Linked DNA regions of Homo sapiens: regions 1 and 3 are each linked to region 2. The links are chromatin contacts, found by Hi-C or POLR2A ChIA-PET in ENCODE. All regions are on one chromosome and are shown on one strand. The core of a region is the stretch at or near the end of the contact, and the rest is flanking DNA. Distances in the headings are between cores, read along the strand shown.

Region 1 (4,490 bases), core at 524-3,023, 79 kb before region 2:
TGGTGGCAGTACCTCAAGCCCTTGTACTCTCTTTGTTAAGAACAGTTGAAAGGCCAGGCGTGGTGGCTCATGCTTGTAATCCCAACACTTTGAGAGGCCAAGGCAGGTGGATCACTTCAGGTCAGGTGTTCGAGACCGGCCTGGCCAAAATGGTGAAACCCCATCTCTACTAAAAATACAAAAATTAGCCAGGCATGGTGGCGTACGCCTGTAACCCAGCTACTCGGGAGGGTGAGGCAGTAGAATCGTTTGAACCCAGGAGGTGGAGGTTGCAGTGACTTCAGCCTGGGTGACAAGGGTAAGACTCCGTCTTAAAAAAAAAAAAAAAGGCATAGTTGAGGCCAGGTGCAGTAGCTCATGCCTGTAATCCCAGCATTTTGGGAGGCTGAGGGTGGGCAGATCACTTGAGATCAGGAGTTCCAGACCAGCCTGGCCAATATGGTGAAACTCCGTCTCTACTAAAAATACAAAAATTAGCTGAGTGTGGTAGCGCATGCCTGTAATCCCAGCTACTCGGGAGGCTGAGGTGGGAGAATCGCTTGAATCTGGAAGGCAGATGTTGCAGTGAGCCAAGATTGCATCACTGCACTCCAGCCTGGGCAACAGAGCAAGACTCTGTCTCAAAAACAAACAAACAAAACAACAACAACAACAACAAAAAAAAAAAACAGTTGACAAAGTGGTCTAGTACCAGGGAAGACAGGATTCCTCCTCAAAGTGTGGTCCAGGATGTGGTGGCATCACCTGTAAGCTAGTTAGGAATGCTGTGTCTCAGGACCCATTCTCATGCTACTGAACTAAAATCTGCATTCTAACAAGATCCTCATGTGATTTGGTGAGAAGCACTGAGCTAGAACACGTTTCTACTCTGCCAGAGAAGCATCAGACAGAGCTAGCCTGCAGCCAAGAGCCTATGAGCTCTCTCTGCTGGTCCCCCTTCACACTGGGCCAGGGTTCCCCTTCATGATTCGGGCACTTACCTCATGATCTTCAAGGAGCGTCACCACACGGCCAGGCTAGGGAGGGAAGAAATATTTTGAAATAGACAAGTTAGAAATCAGCTCTGCCATCAGCAAGGAAACCTTTATCAATCCCGCTGACCCGGGCCTCCAAGTGCCCCACTCTGCATGCTGAGTCCCATTCATGCAGGGGAAGGTGGGGGAGCGATGCACGGATGTAGGAGAAACGTCCAGAAACACTGACATGTCAGTGGTCCCAGTTGGTGATCAACACAGGGATCCACAGGTTCACAGACTCCAGCCATCACAGTGATGCACTGGGCACATACATTTAAATGAGCCACAAACCCCAGACACAGGTTTACACATTTCTTTCTATTGGCCCAGAGAGCCCCGGACATTCCAGGGCACTGGCGCCCAGTATCCCGCCCCCAACCCCCTCACTCCCCTGGGCACGGTTGGATGCTCACCATCTTGTCGCTGCCCCGATGGAAGGTGTCTCCCTGCCAGAAACGGCGGCTGTAGCCGCGCACGAAGCCCACACGGCTGTCGCTGTAGGCGAAGTCGGGCCTCCACACCAGGGAGCCGTACCCGAAAATCCACAGCGCTTGAGGGTCGCCGTCGTTTCGGGGGAACTGAGCGGACGGCGTAGGGGACTGCGAGGTGGGCGGGGTGTTCGGGGCTGCAGACTCCTGCTTCATGGTGCCTGGCACAGGGATAGGCCCAGGCGGCCTCCGGGGCTGGTCTCCGGCGTGGGCACGGAAAGACCGACGGACGCACACACCTGGCCTGGCACCGCTCGGTAGCTCCAGCTGAGCGCCCCCCATGGAGGCGCCCTTTAAACCTTCTTGCCGGGAGACCACGCCCACCGCGGCCAGCTGCCGCGGTGATTGGGGTGGGGCAAATCCCCTTTTGGCCAATCAACTTCGGATTCTGCTTCTCACTTAACCGCGCCGCGGGCCCAGCGCGCCCGCTGATTGGTTCAGCTCCACCTCTGTGGCAAACCTGGCAGGAGTGATGCAACGGCAGGGGAGGTTTCTCCAGCGCCGGCATGCAGCAAGGGCGCCTCGGATTGCGTCAGGCGGCGGGCAGGGGGCACCCGCCGGGCCCAGGGCGGGCACCGGGCGGGCGTCTCCCCAGCCGCCCCCTCATGACCTGGGCCCCTTGGAGGTACGGCGAGCGAGTCCCAGGCGGTGTCAGCCCAGCCTTGCCGCTAGTGCATCTGGCCGAGTCCCTGCCAGCCTAGGCGGCACAGACTCAGTCCCAAGTCGAGTCCAGGGCACGTCCAGAAGGAGCGCTCTGGGCGTCGTAAACTTCCGTCTCTGGGGCCCCTCCTGAGATCATGCACTGCGGGAAAGCTGTCGGAGGCACCGTCCGCATTCCGCTCAAGTGCCTCACGCCGTTGGCCATTGTGAGCAAATGGAGAAACTGGGCCACGGGGCTGCAGGGGGTTCTGCAGAGACTGCGGGGCTGAGTTAGGTAGGCCAGGCGCCCGGAGCTTGCAGGCCTCACATGGGCTACGCCCCGGACCAGGTGTGGGACCCCTCGAGCCCAGGTAGGCTCGGGGAAGAGCCTGTTAGAGCGCTTGGACCGACCGGCAGTCACTTTGGAGGTGGTGGCTGCACCTGCGGAGAAAGGCTATAAAGATGCAAAAGCCAGGCTAGTCTTGCCCCCAAGGCGATGGGTTTAATTCTTCCTGGACGTGAGATTTTGCAGCAATGATTAATCCATAGGCACAAGGTTCCGGGAGCAGCGGGCAAGGAGGGCCCAGTGAGGCCCCCACAAGACTATGGCCAGCTACTGGTCTTCTCCCTCGGCTTCTGGCCTCCCAGCCGAGTCCACAGGCCGCCGGGGGTTGACCCAATACGCAGCAAGGGACTGCCCTCAGGGGATGTCACTGACTGTAAAAGGGAAACAGAGGCAGCTGAAGGCCTTCTCTCTAAACTGGCCAGGAGATGGCTGGCAGGGGCAATGTGCAACATGGCTTCTCATTCGATTCTAATTCAATATTTAAACTAAACGTGATCTTCACACTTCACATATTCATTCCGAAGGTGTCGCAGATATAAGTGGGAAACTTGCACAACAGTGTGTATAGTACAAAGCTATTTCTTTAAAAACAAAAAGTATTCGTGTAATAAATAATCTGGAAGAATATACCTAAACAGTTAGCAGAGGCTGGCACCAGAGGAGGACTTTCAGTATCAAACTTAAACAGTAATGAAAAAGTCTGGATTTTTACAGGGAGCATGAATTACTTTTCCAATCAGGAAAAAAAAAAAATTACCAGCAAATGGTCCTTTCTGGTTATTCCTTTCTTTTTCGCTTTCTCTCCATTTCCCACATTCAGTCTCCCTCTTCTCTTCTATCCTGTCCCCTTTCGTTCATATGAGCACCTCCTTTGTTGGTAGCTTCTTAGAAGAATGTCCTCTTTTCCACTCACCAGCTGTGGGTTGTAGTCCGGGAAGTGGGAAACTGGTATCCACATATTGCTGAAGTATCTGAATTGGCACAAACAACCCTTTGAGAAAGCAGCTTGGTGATACAAGTCAAGAATCACAAAATATCCCTGCCCTTTGACCCAATACTCCTTCAGGAAATTATTCAAAATACGGGAAAAGCCATATGCCTGAAGATTTTCAATGCATTGTTACTTTTTTTTTTTTTTTTTTTTTTTTTTTTTTTTTTTGAGGTGGAGTCTCTCTCTGTTGCCCAGGCTGGAGTGCAGTGGCACAATCTCGGCTCACTGCAACCTCCGCCTCCCAGGTTCAAGCGATTCTCCTGCCTGAGCCTCCCGAGTAGCTGGGACTACAGGCACCTGCCACCACGCCTGGATAATTTTTGTATTTTTAGTAGACACGAGGTTTCGCCATATTGGCCAGGCTGATCTCAAACTCCTGATTTTGTGATCCGCCCACCTTGGCCTCCCAAAGTGCTGAGATTACAGGCGTGAGCCACCACGCCCGACCTTTACATATTATAGCAAAAACAAAAGAAGAAAAACTACTTAAATATCCAAAATTAGCTAAATGTTTAAGGAAATTATGTCAATTTACCATTCACATGACAGAAAAATGTGCACATACACACACACACAAACACAAAGAAAACAACCTAAATACCCAGCAATAGATAATTAGTTACATAAATATGATATAGTCCATTAAATTTGTGCAGACATTAGAAACAATATGTATGTTGGGCCGGGTGCAGTGGCTCACGCCAGTAGTCTTAGCACTATGGGAGGCCAAGGTGGGCAGACTGCCTGAGCTCAGGAGTTCGAGACCAGCCTGGGCAACATGGTGAAACCCCGTCTCTTCTAAAAATACAAAAAAAATTAGCCGGGCATGGTGGCAGGTGCCTGAAATCCCAGTTACTCGGGAGGCTGAGGCAGGAGAATTACTTCAACCCAGGAGGCAGAGGTTGCAGTGAGCCAAGATCCCACCACTGCAGTCCAGCCTGGGCAACAGAGCACGAGTTTGTCTCGGGAAACAAACAAACAAAACAAACAAAAAAAACGTAGTAAACATG
Region 2 (4,209 bases), core at 277-2,776:
GCCTTTTTTATTTTTTTATTTTTATTTTTTTTTTGAGATGGCGTCTTGCTGCGTCTCCCAGATTGGAGTACAGTGGCGCAATCTCGGCCCACTCAAGCTCCGCCTCCTGGGTTCACGCCATTCTCCTGCCTCAGCCTCCCGAGTAGCTGGGACTACAGGCGCCCACCACCATGCCCGGCTAATTTTCTGTATTTTTAGTAGAGACGGGGTTTCACCGTGTTAGCCAGGATGGTCTGGATCTCCCGACCTCGTGATGTGATCTGCCCGCCTCAGCCTCCCAAAATGCTGGGATTACAGGTGTGAGCCACTGCGCCCAGCCTATTTTTTATTTATTTATTTATTTATTTTTGAGACAAAGTCTGGCTCTGTTGCCCAGGCTGGAGTGCAATGGCATGATCTCAGCTCACTGCAACCTCCACCTCCCAGGTTCAAGCCATCCTCCCACCTCAGCCTCCGAGTAGCTGGGATTACAGATGCACACCACCATGCTTGGCTACTTTTTTTGGGGGGTTTTTTGTTTTTGTTTTTTAAGAGAGAGTCTTGCTCTGTCACCCAGGCTGGAGTGGAGTGGCCCAATCTTGGCTCACTGCAACCTCCACCTGCCAGGTCCAAGTGATTCTCCTGCCTCAGCCTCCTGAGTAGCTAGGATTACTGGCACCCGCCACCACACCTGGCTAATTTTTTGTATTTTTAATAGAGACGGGGTTTCACCATGTTGGCCAGGCTGGTCTCGAACTCCTGACCTCAGGTGATCCACCCACCTCGGCCTCCCAAAGTGCTGGGATTACAGGCGTGAGCCACGGAGCCCAGCAACAGCAGGCTATTAATAGTTAAATTTTGGGGTAGTCAAAAGTTATATAGGGATTTTCGGCTGACTGCACAGGGTTTCTCGCCCATAATTCCCGCTTTGTTCAGGGGTCAACAGGTTTTTTGTTTGTTTGTTTGTTTTTAGGATCTGTCACACATGCTGAAGTGCAATGGCACTATTATAGCTCACTGTAACCTTGAACTCCTGGGGTCAAGTGATCCTCCTGGCTTAGCCTCCCAGAACGCTGGAATTACAGGCATGAGCCACTGCTCTCAGCCTCAATATTTAAAAAAGTAATTCTTTCATTAATAAAATTATCCCAACTTTTTAATACTCATGCAAACATATGCATAGAGTTGTTTCTTGTAAGTTGAACAAGGTTTAATTTGCACACTTGTTTAACCTGAACATACTGTATTATATGTTCTGCAACTTGCTTCTTCCTCCTAACAATAAATCATGGATGTCTATCTCTTCTTGGTATTCTCATTTGACGATTCTTTGTCCTTGTACCTGCGTGACTCTTGGAGCTCCAGCTTTCTGCCTGCCTTTCCTCCTCCCGGGGTTTTCCTCCTCCTCGCCTGGCCTCGCAGGGTGCCTGGCCGCGGGAGATCTTCGCCGATGGGTGGGGTCCGGGGCCGCCTGAAACATGTAGATGAGATGGGCGGGGCCCTACACAAACCCGCTGGTAGCGCTGGGCCGACTCGCCCAGCCTGGACCCATTCAGTCAGAGGCAGCCAGCGGGACCTGCTTCACCGAGCGCAGCGAAGCCGAGACCCGGGCTGGCCCCTCTGCTGCCCCCGGAGCGGGCCATGCCGCCGCGGGAGCTGAGCGAGGCCGAGCCGCCCCCGCTCCGGGCCCCGACCCCTCCCCCGCGGCGGCGTAGCGCGCCCCCAGAGCTGGGCATCAAGTGCGTGCTGGTGGGCGACGGCGCCGTGGGCAAGAGCAGCCTCATCGTCAGCTACACCTGCAATGGGTACCCCGCGCGCTACCGGCCCACTGCGCTGGACACCTTCTCTGGTACGTACGTTCAATCGCCCGTGCGGCCGCGTGGCTGCGGCGGGGCTGTGCACCGGGGAGCTGGGGCGGGCGTCTCGGCGGGAGGGCGCAGAGGACCCCGGGGAGGAGACTGGAGCAGGCCCCGAGGTGGCGCTGGTGCGGCCCAGGACGCTCTTCCTAACTCAGGCTCTCCCCGCCCCGCCCCTGCAGTGCAAGTCCTGGTGGATGGAGCTCCGGTGCGCATTGAGCTCTGGGACACAGCGGGACAGGTGAGAAGCTGGGCGCGGCCTCTACTGGTCTGCGGGGAGATGGGCTGGAGGCTGGGAGGACCCCATATGGAGCAAATGGAGAAAGCCTTGGGCTCTTGGAGTCTCAGGTTTCCAGCCCCGGGTGAGAAATGGATTCCATGTGTCGGGGGGCTAATCCTTACCACCTGGCCTTCCCACCCCAGGAGGATTTTGACCGACTTCGTTCCCTTTGCTACCCGGATACCGATGTCTTCCTGGCGTGCTTCAGCGTGGTGCAGCCCAGCTCCTTTCAAAACATCACAGAGAAATGGCTGCCCGAGATCCGCACGCACAACCCCCAGGCGCCTGTGCTGCTGGTGGGCACCCAGGCCGACCTGAGGGACGATGTCAACGTACTAATTCAGCTGGACCAGGGGGGCCGGGAGGGCCCCGTGCCCCAACCCCAGGCTCAGGGTCTGGCCGAGAAGATCCGAGCCTGCTGCTACCTTGAGTGCTCAGCCTTGACGCAGAAGAACTTGAAGGAAGTATTTGACTCGGCTATTCTCAGTGCCATTGAGCACAAAGCCCGGCTGGAGAAGAAACTGAATGCCAAAGGTGTGCGCACCCTCTCCCGCTGCCGCTGGAAGAAGTTCTTCTGCTTCGTTTGAGCAGCTATGGCTGCATAGCAAGTAGTAGGCAGGAGGCCAAAGACTTCTGAGACCTGGGGCACCCGGGCCTTTGCGGCAGCTACTGGCAGGGCCTGGCCACCTCATAGGACTCAGTTCCCTTCTGAACACTCGGGGGACATGGGCCTCTAACTGCCCACTCTGATATGCCTGGGTGAGCCTAGGAGGGAAGGCTCTGATTTGGATTTCTCCAGTCAAAGCTCACAGAAAAAAACCTGGCACTTTGATTTTCATGGGATGGTCCTAACAGGGTCAGTCACCTCCGAGCAGTTTGGGAACCCAGTTTCTTGTCCTGGGCCCTCAGGTCAGCCTGGCTGAATTAGGACCCTTCCTTGGCACAGGGGTGAGAAAGAGCTTGGGGAACGCTTGGCATTATGGAGGGCTGGAAGGGGCTCAACCCCGATTTGGAGAGAAGTTTGGGATGGAGTGGGCGAGAGATTGAGAGAGCGAGCAGGAAAAGAGGTCTTGGAGCCTGGGACTGATGGTGGATAAGGCCTGGAAAGAAGATGACGAGGAGGAGGAGAGAGGGAAGTGGGGTGGATGAGGAGCAGGCTGACACCTGGGCTGCCCTCAATCCCCAAGGCCAGGGAGGGCGGGGCTGGCCCCTGGGAAGAACTGGGTCTCTGGGCTCCCTAGGCACTGCCCAAACTGGCTGAGCCAGGAGTGGGGCAGGAAGTGAGAGTCAAGGCCCAGCAAAAGGAGGGGGAGGAGCTGCAAATTAGAACCTGAAGGAGGACCGGGTTGGGGATCATCCCTTTCCTCAAGGTCACACAGCCTAGAAGCTAGAGCAGTGCAGAGTCTGCAAATAAAACCTTAAGTCTGTGAAGGCGTGCGTTGTCTCTGTCATTTCCTGGAGCCCACTCCTCCCTCAGAACCCTCCTCAAGGCCTAACTGCCTGGCTAGAGACAGATTGGGGACCAAAGGACTGAGGCTAGATTGAAAGGTGGGGGCTGGACTGGGGGTGGGGGCAGTGTAATGGGAACTGGACTGTGGGGGTAGGTGTGGAGCTCCCCGCTTGGGGCTCAGCTGGTTCCCAGGAGAGCTAGCGTGGGAAGCGGCCTGGAAACGGGTTTCCCCAGGTGTCAGCGCCAGAGCTGGTTTCCCATGACCTCACCTGGTGGGTGGAGCCCCTCCCCTCCACCCCTCCTTTCTAGAGCACCATGCTCAGCACTGGAGCTCAAGGTCAGTCCCCAGCCTTCTAACTTTTCTGCTCTGTTCCTTCTGGCAGTTCACAGGGCCCTGGGGCTCAGGTTAGGGGACCATCCCCCCCTCCGACCTCTATTCACAGCCTGAACATAAAGGGAACCCATACAGCCTAAACCTCAATCACTGGCCAAAGTTCTTAGACTTGGGTTGGACCCAGTCTTCAGCCTTGGCACCTAAGGAGCTAGTGAAGGTCAGGGTGCTGCTTGTGAACAATTTAAATAGAGGTTTATCCCCAAGTATCCTGTGCAAGAGCGAGTTCATTGGGAGAGGACTTGGAGAGGAG
Region 3 (4,516 bases), core at 1,346-3,845, 87 kb after region 2:
TTAGAGCAACAGGAGACGGGTCTGTGGGCCCCAGAGAGTCTCGCAGCCCCATCTGTAACACAGATAGAGATTTTACCTGCCTGGGACTTGGGTAAACCCAGCAGGTAGTAAGCTGCTCTGAACAGCTTAAGGAACTGTGTTAAGATTTGTGTTAAAACTACCATAGCACAGTTTCCATTTCCTTGAAGTTAGTGGCATTCAAAATGTTTTCCATTTGCATAGCGCTTTCCCTATTTTTGCTGTTCGTAAGTATTGTTATTTAGTTATTTTCACTAAATCAACTCATTTCTTTTCTTTTCTTTTTTTTTTTTTTTTTTTTTTTTTTTTGAGACAGTCTGTCTCTGTCTCCCAGGCTGGAGTGCAGTGGCGCAATCTCGGCTCACTGCAAGATGCGCCTCCCGGGTTCACGCCATTCTCCTGCCTCAGACTTCCGAAATCAACTAATTTCTTTTTACTAATACAAATTTGTTTATAAAGGAAACAATGCATTAAGGGAAGACAGAAATGAATGAGGTGTAGGAAGTACCAGGGCCCAGAGGGAAGGAGTTCTACCCCCTGGGAAAGGGCAGAGACTGGGCAGAGGAAGTGGTTCTGGGGCTAGAGACCCAGGCCTCTAGGAGTTAAGAGTGACAGCAGGCAGTGGGGAGACGTTTCTGGCAGATCTGGGCATGAGAATCTACAAGCTGAGAGAAGGTAGGAAAGGCTTTTGGGGTCTGAGCCTAATATAGCGGTGGTTAGGATAAGGTTAAAAGGGAGGAGGTGGGCCAGAGAGCAGGGTGGTATCTGAGGAGGAGAAAGAGGGCTGTAGACTGGGTTTCAAGTGGGCTGGTTTGGGGAAGTGGACCGAGGAGAGCAGGATAGGAGGGAGTACTGTGGGGGAGTGAAGGAAGGGGGACCTGGAGATGAGATCCGGGGGGATGGGAGGAGCTAAAGAGTGGCCTCAGGATTGGCTGAGGAACCAGAGCCCAAAGGGCGTACAAGGGCCATCATTTGGGGAGAAGCAGGCCAGGCTCCGTGTGTGGTCCCAGCTGTTCTAGGTGGCACAGGCCCCTGTTCTGAGACTGAACCATGGGCCATGGCTATCAGCCTGAGAGGGATGTCAGTGTGAGGCCCAGGTTCTCTGGTATTATCTTGGTACCACCAGCAGGCCCATGTTTTGGGAGCATTGAGCTGAGGGGGCTGTCTGGGGTTGGCCAGCTCTCTGCTTGTGCCAAGCCTTGGGAGCAGCCCATAGGTTGTACAGTGCCCAGGCATTTGGGGACTTCTCTGTAGTGCTGTCCCAATAGGGGTCACAGGCTGTAAGGAATGAAAGGATCAATCTTTCAGGCACAGGGAACTTCTCTTTTATTTTTATTTATTTATGTTTATTTAAAGAGATGGATCTCACTCTGTTGCCCAGGCTGGCATGCAGTGGCATGCAGCCTCAAACTCGTGGACTCAAATAATCCTTCCCAGCCCCACCCAAGTAGCTGGGACTACAGGTGCATGCCACCATGCCTGGCTCATTTAAAAAAAAATTTTTTTTTTTTTTTTTTGAGACAGAGTCTCGCTCTGTGGCCCAGGCTGGAGTGCAGTGGCATGATCTCGGCTCACTGCAAGCTCCGCCTCCCGGGTTCATGCCATTCTCCTGCCTCAGCCTCCCGAGTAGCTGGGACTACAGGCGCCCGCCACCATGCCCGGCTAATTTCTTGTATTTTTAGTAGAGACGGGGTTTCACCGTGTTAGCCAGGATGGTCTCGATCTCCTGACCTCATGATCCACCCACCTCGGCCTCCCAAAGTGCTGGGATTACAGGCGTGAGCCACCGTGCCCGGCCCATTTTTAAATTTTTTGTAGAGGTGGGGTTCGCTTTGTTGCCCATGCTGATCTTGAACTCCTGGCTTCAGGCGATCCTCTTGCTTTGGCCTACCAAAGTGTTAGGATTACAGGCATCAGCCACCATGCCTGGCCAGAGGGGACTTTTAGGCAGGTGCCCAGAGCTCTGTTGTTTGCTTCCTGCGTGTGACATCAGGCAGTCATATACCTCTGGGGTTCCTGCTAGTGAGGGGATGGGGAGGCATCTGCCTCTCCGGGCTTGGGGAGACGTGGCTGCCCCAGCTGTTATCACTCACTGTGCCTGTGACTGGAACTGGGCCTGGCAGTGGGTTTCCAGCTGATTTACCCGGGATGCTTTGTCCATTCAGTGCTTGTTGTCACATAGAGCTGCCTCCCTCTGTGTCCTCCTTATCTAAGTCTAACCTATCAGCCTCGGCCTCTTTACTTGTACCACTTACTTACCTGGCTCCAAGCTTTATTACAAGAAAGGACAGCAACCTTTTAAAAAATAATGATCCCTTCTTTGTAGGGCACCTTTCTTTTAAGTTAATGATGGCTATTTTGTATTTATTGGATCCCTTAGCACTTAGCTTTTTTGGGTGAGTCAGGAGTTCCTTCCCCCATCAAGAGGTGAAACTGGAGGCAGGTGGATGTCAGAGGCCCTGCTGTGTGCTTGCGGCAAAACCCAGTGGAGGTGGCTAGAGACCCAGCTTCCAGCCCTCCTCCCCTGCTCTGGGTTCAGGTTGCTGAAAGTGGTAGAACCGGTTATAGAGCTTCCGGGGAAGGGCTGGGTGGCTGCCAATTTATTATTCATTGTCTGATGTGGGCAATGAGGGGGTAACATTTAGTTCCCACTGTGGTTATCCTGGCAGTCTGCTTTAGTAATTCCTTCCCTTTCCCAGACTTGGTTTTTTAAGAGGAGGTGTTAGCAGGGAGGAGGAGAAATTGTGAAATAGTGGTCAGATCTCCTAGGGTCTGGATGGCACCTACTTCCTTCTGCTCCTCAGTGGGTCTGAAGTAATTGACATAGTTGAGGTTTCCGATTGTGTTTTGGTTGAGAACAAATGAATGTTTGCCAATTCATGCAACAGATATTTATTGTGTGCCTGCTGAATGCCAGGTGCTGTTCACTGTTCTGGACCCTGGGGAGAAGCAGAACTCCCTGCCTCCTAAGTACATCCACTTTATTTGTAAGGGGAACCCCCATACCTTCCTATACCCTTATGCTCTCATTTAAGGTATAGTTATAACCAGCTTATCTGTTTCTCTAGACCATACCAGAAAAGAAGCAGCAGATGAGCAGCACTTCTAGGGAAGGGCTGGCATCTGGCAGTCTAGTAGAGGCCAACTAAGGAAGTAATAGGAAAACTATTAAAAGAGTAGAATTTAAAATCCTCGCCACCTAGGGAAGCAAATGAAAAGCCTGACACCACTCTCCGTAGAACGTGTCATACTATTCAGTAGTTGATGTTCTGGATGATGATCCTGAGACATCAAAAACAGATTAAACTCAACCAGTCTAGGATGGAAAAAGGGTGGTAGACAGTGAGGTTTTTAGAAAGCCATCAGGAGAAAGACCAAGTTTCTGCAAATTGCAGTTCGAAGTACTCACGGAGCTTACATTTATCTGAGATCTTCGTCCTTCTGAGGCTGGGCCTTAGAAAGAGCTTCTCCTCTGAAAAGCCATGATCTGGATGGGGAACTTTGGGTTGGAAACATTTGAACTGTCACCTGGATCCTTTGTGAAGTCTCAGAAATGCAAGTGTTTCTAAGCGCTAGAGAGACCAGGGGATTTAGGGGAAACCTATAGGTAAAGAAGAAAAGCTGCAAGTGAAAAGCCACACCTTGCTGTGGCTGCTTCAGCTCTGCCTCAGTGATCCCAGCACCTGCAGACACAGTTTCTTTCTTTCTCTTTTTAGAGATGGGGTCTTGCTCTGTTGCCCAGGGTGGTCTCAAACTCCTGGGCTCAAGCGATCCTCCCGCCTCACCTTCCCAAAATGCTGGGATTACAGGCGTGAGCCACTGGACCTGGGCCAGAGTCAGTTTCTGGAGGAGCTTCCAACCCGGGATACCTGGCTTTCAGCAGTCCTGTTTATCCTATATCATAAGGAGTAAGATTATAGAGGATGGCCCTTCTATTTCTTGTTCTTCTGAAAGTTCCTCTCCTTCCCAATTTTGTGATAGTTATAAAAAATAATTGTTGTACATTTTTACCCTGAATCTAGCCTTTTGAGCTGTTCATAAGGTAGGATTATTTAATAATAAACAATATTGAGACCGGAAGGTTTTTCAAAGGCCTGCTTTAGGAGAGTTGTGTTTACATGGTGAGAAATTCTTCAGGCAGCAGTCAACTCCAGGAGGGCTGGACAAAGCTGGGAATCTAGTTTGTAGTACAAAGCACCAAATTCTAGGCCAACCGGTTCAAAGTCAAAACTGGTCTTCCAGGCTAAAACCAAGGGATGGGCCCTGCCCAGGGCAGGTTTAACAGTTAAATATAGTAATAACTAGTTAATCAAGACAGACATACTTGACCAACATTCTTAGGCCAGCTGGGTTTTGATTCAAGGCCACTCTGGAAGATCTCAGGCTACCTACCCATCCCTTCTACCCCTTGAATAAGAGTATTTCAGAGACCCTGGGAGTGAACCCAGGATTGAATTTTAGATCTACCCCACAGCAGACTCAAATCCAGCCCTGTCCA

The links. Hi-C counts contacts between places; a loop is a spot of excess contacts on that map. ChIA-PET counts read pairs that join two places held with the same protein, here RNA polymerase II (POLR2A). Pooled maps may share reads with other maps.
Region 1: a loop to region 2 is called in a pooled map, with 3 times the contacts of the local background. The contact joins the promoter of CHAC1 here to the promoter of RHOV in region 2. A Hi-C loop is called at or near these places in 3 of 50 pooled maps. POLR2A ChIA-PET finds 5 or more read pairs at or near these places in 11 of 52 experiments (CD4-positive, alpha-beta memory T cell, GM12878, H1 and 7 more).
Region 3: a pooled map shows a loop between it and region 2 (1.8-fold over the local background). The contact joins the enhancer-like site here to the promoter of RHOV in region 2. A Hi-C loop is called at or near these places in 2 of 168 maps with a recorded cell type or tissue (DLD1 and endothelial cell of hepatic sinusoid), 1 of 37 single-sample maps with no recorded cell type and 1 of 50 pooled maps. POLR2A ChIA-PET finds 5 or more read pairs at or near these places in 8 of 52 experiments (GM10248, GM12878, H1 and 5 more).

The regions. Positions count from the first base shown.
Region 1 is chr15:40,950,754-40,955,243 of GRCh38, reverse strand. It overlaps CHAC1 (ChaC glutathione specific gamma-glutamylcyclotransferase 1), which reads right to left and starts at 1,773. Exons shown (of 3, transcript NM_024111.6): 1 at 1,430-1,773; 2 at 981-1,016. The coding sequence starts at 1,660. RefSeq lists a silencer at 2,040-2,299 and an enhancer at 1,971-2,564.
Region 2 is chr15:40,871,551-40,875,759 of GRCh38, reverse strand. It overlaps RHOV (ras homolog family member V), which reads left to right and starts at 1,526. Exons shown (of 3, transcript NM_133639.4): 1 at 1,526-1,828; 2 at 2,018-2,076; 3 at 2,259-3,546. The coding sequence starts at 1,621. The coding sequence ends at 2,702. LOC124903475 (a long non-coding RNA gene) reads right to left here and starts at 2,018. Exons shown (of 2, transcript XR_007064600.1): 1 at 1,837-2,018; 2 at 1,172-1,450. RefSeq lists a silencer at 1,472-1,991 and an enhancer at 3,630-3,919.
Region 3 is chr15:40,785,715-40,790,230 of GRCh38, reverse strand. All of the region lies in intron 1 of DNAJC17 (DnaJ heat shock protein family (Hsp40) member C17), which reads left to right. Among named protein-coding and RNA genes, the nearest start is that of C15orf62, 18 kb to the right of the region's middle. Within about 2 kb of position 2,595, at least 19 of the 41 ENCODE cell types and tissues checked have a DNase peak (open chromatin) inside an H3K27ac peak, as active enhancers do; they include HCT116, where a contact is called at or near this core.